Regions from separate parts of the Homo sapiens genome. Here regions 2 and 3 are each linked to region 1. The links are chromatin contacts, found by Hi-C in ENCODE. All regions are on one chromosome and are shown on one strand. Each heading gives the region's core, a stretch centred on a gene start or an enhancer-like site at or near the end of the contact. The rest is flanking DNA. Distances are from core to core; before and after follow the strand shown.

What was found. A loop is a pair of places that touch in the nucleus more often than their neighbours do. Pooled maps may share reads with other maps.
Region 2: a loop to region 1 is called in a pooled map, with 4 times the contacts of the local background. The contact joins the enhancer-like site here to the promoter of ZRANB3 in region 1. A Hi-C loop is called at or near these places in 5 of 168 maps with a recorded cell type or tissue (CD4-positive, alpha-beta T cell, CD4-positive, alpha-beta memory T cell, CD8-positive, alpha-beta T cell and 2 more) and 6 of 50 pooled maps.
Region 3: a loop to region 1 is called in a pooled map, with 5 times the contacts of the local background. The contact joins the enhancer-like site here to the promoter of ZRANB3 in region 1. A Hi-C loop is called at or near these places in 2 of 50 pooled maps.

Annotation. Positions count from the first base shown.
Region 1 is chr2:135,529,305-135,533,124 of GRCh38, reverse strand. It overlaps ZRANB3 (zinc finger RANBP2-type containing 3), which reads left to right and starts at 1,907. Exons shown (of 21, transcript NM_032143.4): 1 at 1,907-1,998. R3HDM1 (R3H domain containing 1) reads right to left here and starts at 1,641. Exons shown (of 27, transcript NM_001378107.1): 1 at 1,492-1,641. RefSeq lists a silencer at 1,475-1,664 and enhancers at 1,632-1,926, 1,895-2,164, 2,515-2,594.
Region 2 is chr2:134,135,669-134,139,488 of GRCh38, reverse strand. It overlaps a transcript of MGAT5 not described here. Among named protein-coding and RNA genes, the nearest start is that of MIR3679, 10 kb to the right of the region's middle. Within about 2 kb of position 2,173, at least 17 of the 41 ENCODE cell types and tissues checked have a DNase peak (open chromatin) inside an H3K27ac peak, as active enhancers do.
Region 3 is chr2:134,217,233-134,221,052 of GRCh38, reverse strand. It overlaps a transcript of MGAT5 not described here. Among named protein-coding and RNA genes, the nearest start is that of MGAT5, 35 kb to the left of the region's middle. RefSeq lists an enhancer at 2,034-2,103 and a silencer at 3,008-3,077. Within about 2 kb of position 1,617, at least 11 of the 41 ENCODE cell types and tissues checked have a DNase peak (open chromatin) inside an H3K27ac peak, as active enhancers do.

The DNA of each region.
Region 1 (3,820 bases), core at 658-3,157:
AGGACCTGAATGTATCTATGTCAATTCTGTAACTAGGTGTACTAGTTATGGAATACAGAAGATCATTAAGCCACCATAGTCTTCTCAAACCCTGAAGAAATGATCAAAACTCAGATGTTTCCTCAGAACCCAAGTTTATTCTGCTAACAAGTAAACCTCAGAAATGGGCCTAGAATTTTATCTCTGATCACAGTTATGTCTACTACAGACTATAGAATCCATGATTTAAAGACATATTCTTCCAGGCATAAAAGCAGAGTGGTATTTGAAAAGACGAGCGTACTCCATCAAAATGTGATGAAGAAATCATAACAGAATGCCCTAAAAATAGCCAAATATGCCAAATTTTTAGAAATTGAGACGTGTCCAATTATTCCTGTCAGACTGGTATCCTATTACTTAGAAGATCTTGTTTCACATATTATAAATGGGTAGACTTTCAGTTTGACTTTAATCATCTTTTCATTTAAAAGTTTTTGTCATCAATGATATTTAAGCTAAAAAAGGTTTCTTACAGTTACAATTAGGTAAACTATAACCATGAAGATATATATATATATATTTAGAAAATTTTATTAGAAAAACCATTTGCTGTTCACTAATCCTAATTTGGAAAGCACCTCTTCTTCACCTTTTACTTAACTATCCCAGGACAATTACACACGGAGCATGATAGTCCCAATAATTTAAGTTTCTTTATAAAAACAAGCTCAACAGAGTCACCCTTTGCACCTAGTCACAGCAACAAAAGAAAACAAAACACCAAAAAACTTCAAAGCCCACAAAGATTTGTTGGCAGCCTAAGGCTCAGGAATCAAAACGTGTGTAAATCTGATCCCGGGGGACCGTGGCACTGACAGTCATTCAACTTTCTTTTTAATATTCCCATTGTGCTTTTTCTGGTACCACAGGGAAAATGTACCTACATTTTACCAACCGGTCGAAGCTGAAAATTCTCTTGGTGCAAGGCCAGGGGATGCGGCCGTGGGGCGGCCGGGGGAGCCCGGGGCACCGGCGCCAGCCACACGAGAGAGCAGTACCACGCTCTTGGCAGGCCTGCTGTGGCTGGCTCCCGAGTCCCTGGGGCTGCAAGAGCAGCCGCGGAGGCAGCAGCAGCAGCCATGGCAGGGACTCGGAAACCTTTCCCCTGCCTCCTCCGCTAGGCCTCGAGGGGTTTGCTTTTCACATGGCCCCCGGGTGGGGGCGGTGGGCACAAGGCAGTGGCTGCAGCTGCAGCCGGAGCCGCAGCCGCGGGCCAGGCGAGCCTGGCTCACTCGGAACCCGACCTAACGGCGGGCTGGCAGCAGCGGGACGTCAGAAGGCCCTGGCTGAAGCGCCGACGACCCGGCGGGGAAGGCCACCTTTCCACACACCACATCTCTCCCCTGCCTGCCTCCTTCTCCGTTAGCGCTACCGGTTGGCGGGCGGGGGAGGGGAGCAAGGCGCGTTATTCCCGGGGAGCTGGACGGGGGAGGGAAGGGCATCTCTTACCCGCGTTACTGAGGAGGAGGAGGCGGTTGGAGCGCGGCGCGGCGGGGCGACGGCGGGGCTGGGTGGGTGCAAGTAAGAGTCTTACGAAAGGGAATTAACCCCATCACCAGCCCGGACACCGGCTCCAGCGGCAGCCGCGGCTGGCAGAATCCCGCCCCTTCCCACCACGCACTAGCCCCGCCTCTTCGTTCTCTTTGAGCGGCAGCCGACTATTCATAGGTTGTACGTCCCCGGAGTGACATGAGTTTTGCCCAATCAAGCTTGAAAAAAACTGTCTTCTCTCCACCCCTTTACCTCCTCCCAGGCCGCGGAGAGCCGTGCCAAATCTTCCTCCAACCTCAAGAGAAAAAGAACCAATCCGTGGTAAGTAACCGCCCTTGAAGGACGCAAAAGCCAACCAATGGTAAAACTAGGAGGACAGCCATTTTGCCCACTTGTAAAAGAGCTACCTTTTCCCACGAGTTGGAGCCTGAGGTGCGGAGTTTCGTGAGTTTTTACTGACTCGAGGTATTTAAAAGACAACCAGATCTCCTCAGTGGGTATTTATAGTGCTTTTTAGGGGTAAAGGAAAATTATCCTCCATGTGGGGCGAAGTGAGGCATGCTGCTTAAGGGGTTGGCTCCTCCCCTTAGCGCTAACGGGTTCTGAAACGAACACCTGGTTTCTCCAGCTTCAGTGGCGGAGGGCGGGGTGATTGCTCTTTTCGGCCTGGAGCGGACTACGATTCCCAACATGCTTTTCCCCTACTCATAACTTCTCCTCCGTTCACTTGTCGCGGTGCTTGGCTGGAATTGTAGTTCCTGAGAGGTACCCATGCCGCCGCTTCAGCCAATGAAAAGGGACAGAGTTTTGAATGACTTGAAATTAGGGCGGAGAACGAGTTGTCGCGAGGCTGTACAGAGCCCTTTTCGCAACCCTAACGGGAGAGAAGTGATGGAAGAAGGGTAGCCGGAAGAGTTTCCTCAAAATACCATAGGGGTTTTAAATTATTAGTACGTATTTAAACTCATCTACTTTCACGTTGTCCCGTTGAACGTCACTTCCGCTTAGGGGCGGACACGTCCCAAACCTGTGGCGGGAGTTGGAGATTCTGCGGCGAATACGCCAGGTGTGACTGGCTGGAAGTGGCGTGGCTGGCAAGTCGCTAGTTTCTTGCATGGGAGATAAAAAGTTGAACGGAATTTAATGGCATTTTAAGAAAGAGTGGGTGACATGGGATGGGGGTAATTTCCAGGGCCCTTATTACTTTCTCCACCCCGGCCTTCAATCGCGGGCGTCTCGGCCTGCTCGCTATTAGATTGCACGGCTAAATTTGTAGAAAGTACCTCTACTGCCTTTAGTCTTCGCGTGGTCAGTTTGAACTGTAAAGACAGGGCTCCGAAGTTCTGAACTACATTTACAGACACACTTTTTTTTTTTTTTTTTGAGACGGAGTCTTGCTCTGTCCCCAGGCTGGAGTGCAGTGGTGGGATCTTGGCTCACTGATTCACGCCATTCTCCTGTCTCAGCCTCCGGAGTAGCTGGGATTACAGGCGCGCGCCACTCAGCCCAGCTAATTTTTTGTATTTTTAGTAGAGACGGGGTTTCACCATGTTGGCCAGGATGGTCTCGATCTCCTGACCTCGTGATCCGCCCACCTTGGCCTCCCAAAGTGCTGGGATTACAGGCGTGAGCCACCGCGCCCGGCCACAAACACACTTCTAAAGTCAGCTTGGAAGGAAAAGAGTCACAGAAAAGGGCTTTTCTGTTTGAAGGATTGATAATCAAGAGTGGCCCCATCACCACTCTTTGAGTAACGACCATTTATTAAACGAGTGGCAGACAGGCGCGGTGGCTCAGACCTGTAATCCTAGCACTTTGGGAGGCCGAGGCGGGAGGATTACTTGAGGTCAGGAGTTCGAGACCAGCCTGGGCAACATGGTGAAATCTTGTGTCTGCTAAAAACTCACACACACACATTAGCCGGACGTGGTGGCAGAGATCTGTAGGATCTGTAGTCCCAGCTACACGGGAGGCTGAGGCAGGAGAATCGCTTCAACTTCGGAAGTGGTTACAGTGACCCGAGATCGCGCCACTGCACTCCAGCCTCGGGTGACAGAGCGAGACTCCGTCTCAAAACAAAAACAAAAACAAAAAACGTGTGACTACAGGGTGCCAACTATAATACACCGATGAATAAAGGCATCACTAAAAAGATGCCTTTATTCATCGGCCACATGGAGCCCACAGCCTAATAATCTTAGCACGTAAGGCCCTGATTTATGCCTCCTTCAGAGTTCAAGGGCGACTGTATGTATACTTTTGGACATTCCATTTAAGGTACCCAGGA
Region 2 (3,820 bases), core at 924-3,423, 1.4 Mb after region 1:
AGTGTGGCAAAGCAGTGTATTTGAGGGCTGGGATTTTTACCTTAACATCTCAGAGTAAGATTATACCATACACAAAATTGCCTCATTGATAGCAGCCACGGCCAGAGTGCTAAAAACAAGAGTAGTAAATTTGTATCTACACACCTTACTATTAAAGAATTCATCTACCATTCTGGATCTTAACAGCCACAGGCTATGAAGATGTTTGCCCTGGATATGAGATTCTGTGACTCTTACTCCGTCTTTCTTATAAATGCTAAAGCAGACCCATTCTTTTAAACAAACAATGGAAAACCATTTTTATGAAGGAAGAAACTGTCTTTCCAACAAAACCCTTTCCATGTTTTTACATGAAAGAAGATCTCTAGTAGACATTTCTCTGGCCAAAAAAACCTTTCGCCTAGCCTTAGAGAATTTCTCTTCGGCTGTATTCTTAGAGCAGAACTCATCTTCAGAAGGTTCTTCCATCTGTGCCTTACCAATTCATTTGCAGACAGAGTGGCCTGATCTAACAGCATGTAATGGAAAGTAGGCACAATTTAAGATCAGAGACCTGCATTTAACCCCCAATCTGTACCTTATCAGTAGGGGGACCATATATCCCCTTTTATGCCTGTTATCCCAGCATAATCATCAATAGCACCCCTCTTCACTCTCAAAAGCATCCTGATTTGGATGATAAATTATATGACCACCTTGCTTATTATGTGAGTCACCCCAGACAACATACTTCACTTTCCCTCATAAGTTTCACGTTTGTCCGGTGAAAATAAGGGAAGCTAATATACATGGTTATCCCAAGCATGACATTAGACAGTGTGCACAAGACACGGTAACAGGAGGACCCAGTATTCCCAGTACACCAGCTACCATGCCCAAAAGGTCTGTTCTCAGAGAGAAAGTATTCATCTGCATGTGTGAGGTCCTCACCTTTTGGTTGTCAAGTTGAAGACAGGACCTATATTTTCCACTTTCTACTGTGATATGGTCTATAAAATGGTAATGGGATCTATCCGTGTCCAGCAGCTGCACAATTAATTCTGTCATCCATCTGACCAGAAGATGGACCACACATGGGTACTTTAACTCCTACACTTTAGACCTTCTGGACTTTATTTATGCTCTCCACAAAGTAGGATTAAAATATGAAACAGTCTGAGTGAATGTGGTTCAGAGTGGGGGAGGGGAGTGGTCAGAGATCCTACAGACTGAATCACTAACTCTTAGCGAGTAAATTTGGTGAATTTCTTGCTTTCTCAAGCCAAAAAAAAAAGGGCAATGATAGAAGAACAGCTTCTTAATAAAATTATGTTAGGTATCTCACTTTAAAAATTAGGCCTAGGTCAGACTCACCTCTATAATCCCAGGACTTTGGGAGGCTGAGGTGGGAAGATCACTTGATCCCACGAGTTTGAGACCAGTGACCAGTGACCAGCGCCACTGCCCTCTAGCCTGGGCAAGAGAGCAAGACTCTGTCTCAAAACAAAAAAAAAAAAAACAGGCCTAATTGTGCCAACAATCTTGAACACAAATCTGTAATATCAATCAGTGACTCAGAAAGCAACATAACTTTGCTATTTCCATTTGCAAAAAAAAAAAAGAAAAGAAAGGCGAGATGCTATCCCTTCATTGATAAACTTGTTAAATACAAATACATTATCTTTAAACAGTAAGAATATAATGTAATGTAACTGCCTCAATAATAAAACTGACCAATAACATAGAAAAATGAAGCAGAAAAAAAAAATAGAGACTATTCTAGTCCAAGCTTCAGCGTTAATATTTTTTTAAACAAAGAACGAAAAATTATTATTCCCATTATCTTTTCATATGGTTATCCGAGGGATTTGTGTTGAATACAAGAAATCCCTCCCCGCTCTGACTTCTAAAGAAACAGGAAGGAAATGTTCAGCATTTTCATGCTCTAAATATAGCTACAAGTGGAAAGAGATGCCCATGGCAGCACAGCAATGACTTCAAGTCTGCAGCCTGACGAGGTGCAGTACAATAAGCTCTTCTGTGGACAGAGTCATTTCCTATCAAGAGAAGTTTCCAGAAACAGAAAAGGGCTGACTCCACTCTCAGAAATCCAGGTACAGCAGCGGCAGAGCACCCTCTGGGCTGGACTCACTGAGTGGCAAGCGGGAAGCCAAGAGGAAGTGCATTCCTATGGCGCTGACTACCTCCAAGCCAAGCCCCAATTCCTAGGGGATGCCCCTCTGTCCAAAGCCATACGCCAACAGGAAAACACCCCTGGCAACCATGTGCACAACATATTTCTTGGGCAGAGACCTATTTCTTAGAGTGCTGTTGTCGATGATATAACCTTAAAGCATACCAAGAGGAAAACAGGGGGTTAATGTGTATTTAGGGCATTTTCCTGCAGAATGTCTGTGGGTTTTCTCCACTTGAAAAACTGAAACTGAAGCTGAAATCAGACTTCTGTTTAGGATTCAGATAATTAGGACATTTGGCTTTAAATGAATCACATACCTTGTAGTGACAGATATGGCCTTGCTAGAGGAACGTTCTGACAAACTTGCCTCCCTGGATATGATAAACCAGTGAGCCAAGAATAGAGCTCAATTCTTTGACCAGGTCTAAGATAAAAAGTTGGAGATAAGCCCACACCCACTCTACAAACGCACCTGACAGCCTTGGAGAAAGCCCAAGTCAGGAGGAGGTCAACTCTTGATGAAGAGGAGGGAAAGGGGAGCAGTGGGTGTGCAGGGTCTAGAACACACCACAATTCTACTGTACCCCTTGGCAAACTAGGGGCAGCCTATGGACTCCTTCTCAGAAAGACTTTTTTAATGCATAAAATAAAATACACAGGACTGCAGAGGAAATCAATGATATTGAAATACTGTTACCAAAATATTTTTTATATTTATTTATTTATTTTATTTATTCATGTATTTTGAGACAGAGTCTCACCCTGTTGCCCAGGCTGGAGTGCAGTGGTGCAATCTCAGCTCACTGCAACCTTTGCCTCTGGGATTCAAGTGATTCTCCTGCCTCAGCCACCCTAGTAGCTGGGATTACAGGCACCCGCCACCACGCTCAGCTAATTTTTTATTTTTGGTAAGAGACAGGATTTTGCCATGTTGGCCATGCTGGTCTCAAACTCCTGGCCTCAAGTGGTCCGCCCACCTCGGCCTCCCAAAGTGCTGGTATTACAGGCATGAGCCACCGCGTCTGGCCCCCCAATTTTTTTTTTAATTGGTAAATGGCAATACCTGCAGCTTGTATCTTAACACATTAAATAATACTATCTAGCAACAGGTGCAACAACCACCGTAATTTCAAAGTGGTGATGAATACTGGTATTTCAACACACCTGTTAATCATCTCTAATGTGACATGAAAATATTAGATTTCTATTGGTGACAAAGTCACAAACAGCACTAATACTACTGTGACTTATGTCCAACCTTCCAAAGTGAAAGAATTGCCAAATTTTGGCTAGAAGTTAGGGAAAATGAAAGTGTAATATTTTCCCATGCAAGTTCACAGGTTTCCCTGAAACCTTGTGCAGTTATGAAACTCATGTGACAACCTAATTTTACCTTCCATTCCTGCAGTTTTTCCAGAATAATGCAGAGACCTACACGGGAGCCATGGCCCAGCAAGAGCCAAAAACTACCTGTATGCATGGGAGGGTGGAGGTTGTACAACAAGGACAGTCCACCACCCATGGCTGTGGCTCGGGGAGGAGCACTATGGGACCAATATCTCTATTTCTGCTATACCCCACATGTGGGCCAAGGTTTCTTTTTTTTTTTTTTTTTTTTTTTTGAGATGGAGTCTCACTCTGTTG
Region 3 (3,820 bases), core at 368-2,867, 1.3 Mb after region 1:
ATAAGAAAGAGTGGGGCTCTCAACTGTTATCCACAAAAAACTGCAGGACAAGGGGGTGGAGAAGCAGGAGAAGAAAACTAATTAAAAAGTAAATGGGGGAAAATTAGCTTGGAAAGGGCTTGCTGAACTGCTGACAGCGTGGAGTACTGAGGTGAAAAACAAATGCGAAAGAGATTTGGCAGAATCCAAAAAGAACACCATCAGAATGAGCAATGAGGCCACAGCTAACTGCCTGCTATAAGTCAGAGTGAGGAGTCAGTAACATACGTGAAGATAAAAAAGGAAGTTCCCTGGACAAGAGCGAGCACACAGACTAGAGCAAAGGAAAGAGGAGGGTGAGGAGGGGAGAAGGCTGATCCCTGCTACAGAAAGCAAAAAACAGCAGCAGCGTGCATACACATACACATACGCACTAAGGACAGAAAATCTAACCCAGTGTAATCTGAGGCCCTCTTAAGGAAAACAGAGAGGAGACCAAATGTAGATGGGGCACAATGGGCTGGCTAAGCCATCACAAATCAGCTCTTAATTACAGACTGAAGCCTTCCTGGTGTGTGGAGCAGATTTCCTGGCACTGGCGGGAGACATCCCCCCACCAACCCCAACAACTATTATTGGGCCATCCTGCTCCTTTCCATTAGTGCAGGAAACAAGGCAGAGACACCATCTTGTGTGCCTTTTATCTGAGCCATTTATGGCAGAGACAGGTCATTTCATTTGGTCGGGGTGGGGGATACATGGGAAAGAAAAACGGAGTGAATGTGCCCAAGGACACTACTCTGAAACTAGAGCTGCATTTGGAAATGCAGTCTCCTGAAATGAGAGGCTGGCGAAGAACTAGTTTTCCATCGAAGAGCATACAGCTATGCAACACTATTACACTGTAATTTCATGCAGAATATAAAGTCCTACTTACCATTCTGAGCCTCCTCAACTACTCTGCTGGTCCTCCTTCCAAGAACAGGGGTACGTATGTCATGCATTTGCTGCCTTCACAAGATAATGAACTTGCAACAGCCCAGGTACTGTGGCATTACTTAATAATGCTAATATTAGTATTTATGCTGTGCCAAGCTCCATTTAAATTCCTTTACTCCTATGAATTCAGTTGTTCCTCTCAATAACTCAACCAAGTAAGGGAGTAGTGCCATCTCCACTTCACAGAGGAAACAGGTCAAGAAAGTTCAAGAAAGTAACTCTCTCGCTCAAGGGACAGGAGGCAGGAACAAGATTTGAAACCAATACTCCTAACAACTTCACCAGAAGTTCCCAAATTCAAACACTCCCACTTTACTGTGTTTTTGTGATTCCGTAATTTTTTCAGGATCTCCTAAAAGAACTCATAAAAGCTCCATTTACTGAGTAGTTAGGTCCCAACAACTTAGTAGTGATGGTTAAGTGGTGCCTGACAGATGTCTCTCTGTGTTTCCTCAAAGTTTTAAAATATCCCATGCCAGCCTTGTGACTTTGCTGTGGCACTCCGGGGCACCTCAGGACAGTTTGGAATTCACACAACTATACTATCCCGGCTTCCTCATTCTGGTGAGGAAAAAGCATTAGGGTGCAATAATTGAACTGTCTGTTCGTTAAAGTAGATGAGTCACCGGCATGGGAGAGAGAAGAATCCTGTTAACTTCCTTCTTAGCCATCAAAAACATCTGAGCCCCTTAGCTCTCACAGCAGGTTTTCCCACCTGGCCCAGGTGGGCTTTTCCAGCCTTGTCTCCTGCCACTCCCACCCCTACAGTAAACTGTGCACTGCAGAAGCAGCTACACAAGCCTTGTTGCCCACCTTGGGCCCCTCTGCACCTGCCACATGTGCTCTCTTCTTGCTTTCTCGCTCAGCCATTTCCTGCTCCTGGGTGACTGAGCTCCTCCTTGATGAAGCCGCTGCACCCCGACAGGTGGCTCGCTGCTACTTCCTCTGGGTTCCCAGCCCACTCCACCGCACTCACACCTCCCTGGGCTTCCTCAAATTCTCTAATTACTGGCCACTGACATGTCCATCTCCCCTGGCCCTTTGCTTATCAACTTCTGCAAAGTAGGACTGGGATCTTACTCATCTCTGTGGCTTTCCCAGAGACTATGGACAGTAAATGATACACAGCCTTTAAGAAGTTTTAATTAGTAAAGAATGGAACAACAGAATGAAGCATTGCTTAAGGAACCACGTGAAGTATAACAGAATCAATGAATAAAAGAAAGGATGTGGCAGGCTAATCGAATGAATAGTCCCAATTAAGAGTCTCCCTGTATCCCATTCCCCTTGCAATAAGACTCAACAGCAACTCCCATCAACAAGTCTATATCCTTACCCTTTGAATCTGGGCTAGTCTTGCACCTTGCTTTGGCTGATAAAATGCAGAAGTCACAGTACACCAGGTCCCAACCTGGGCCTCCAAAGGTACTGCATGCTTCTACTTCCTTCTTAGAACCAAGCAGATGGCCTGGGCTAGCCTGCCACAGGACGGCAGACCATGTGGAAGGGAGCCCCGTGGAACCCATCCTAGACCAGATCCAGCCAGCCTACCCCTCAAATACATAAGAAAGCCCAGCTGAGACCAGCAGCCTGACCCCTCACCCTGCCCCCTGCATCAGTAGTGAACCCAGCTAAGACTAAAAGAACGACCCAACTCACCCACAGACTAGTGAACACCAATGAAGGCTTACTGTTTTAAGCCATTAAGTTTTGGGACAGGGTGTCATGTGGTAACAGTTAACTGATACGTTGAATTAATGAACAGCCTAATTTATGATAGTGAAGTTCCTAGGAGGCTGGGGTTATGAGTCTTTGTTCTGTGTCAGACTGAGAACCACAGTTCTTAAACATGGTGTTGCAACAAGTCGAGATACATCAAGATCTGCTGTGGGGGCATTTGCACAAAGTATTTCTGAATTTTGCAAGTGATTAAGTTAGTGTAGATTCATCATCACCCTCATCTATACCACTGTGACTCACTTAAGCTTTCTTGAAAAGGAAAGTGGAAGAGTAGGACCAAGAACCTGCTTCTCATTTCCACTGACACCTTCTGCCAGCCAGTAATAGTAACAGCAGTGTTTATTAATCACCTGTCTTATTCTCCCCCTATGTACATCATCTGTCACATGAACCAGCTCTCAAAGAATCTCAATTTTTGGTGAAGATGTCAAATCCTTTAAGGAAAGGGCAAGGCATAAGAACATCTTTAAACATCTAGTACTGTACTCACATCTAGCATACAAAAGACATGGTCTTCTGCCCTCAGGGACTCATCTGGTGGAACTAAACAGTCCTTTTCTCTCAGAAGAGGACCAAATAAGAGCCCAGTCTTATTTTTTCTAACTGTAAGTCAGAAATCCACAGCAGGAGGTGAGCCCCAGGGCTTGTCTTCTAAAATGAAAAAGCCCAGGTAACAAAACCAACCTTATTTACAGCCATCTATTTGGGAAATCACCCAAAGTCAATCATACTTCTTAAATGAAGGACTTTAATGAATGTTCCTACTGAGGTTAATTGCTGCACTGGCAGCCAATGCAGTGTCTTTCCATGATGTATTTCCTCTTGACGGTGGCTTTCAAGTTCAGTTCTCAGCTACCCACACCTGCTTTCTCAGGTAACTCTGGTCTAGCAGATTAAGCCCCGTGAGCCTCAGTTTCACATACATACAATGAAAACTCAAATAAGATTGAATGAGTTAATTTAACATGAAAGTCCAAAGGTTTGGCACAGCCCAGACCCTTGTAAGTGCTCAAAAAAGATGTATTTCCTTCCTTTCAGCTACAAAAACACATTTGGTATATTTTACACACACACACACACACACACACACACACACCACTCT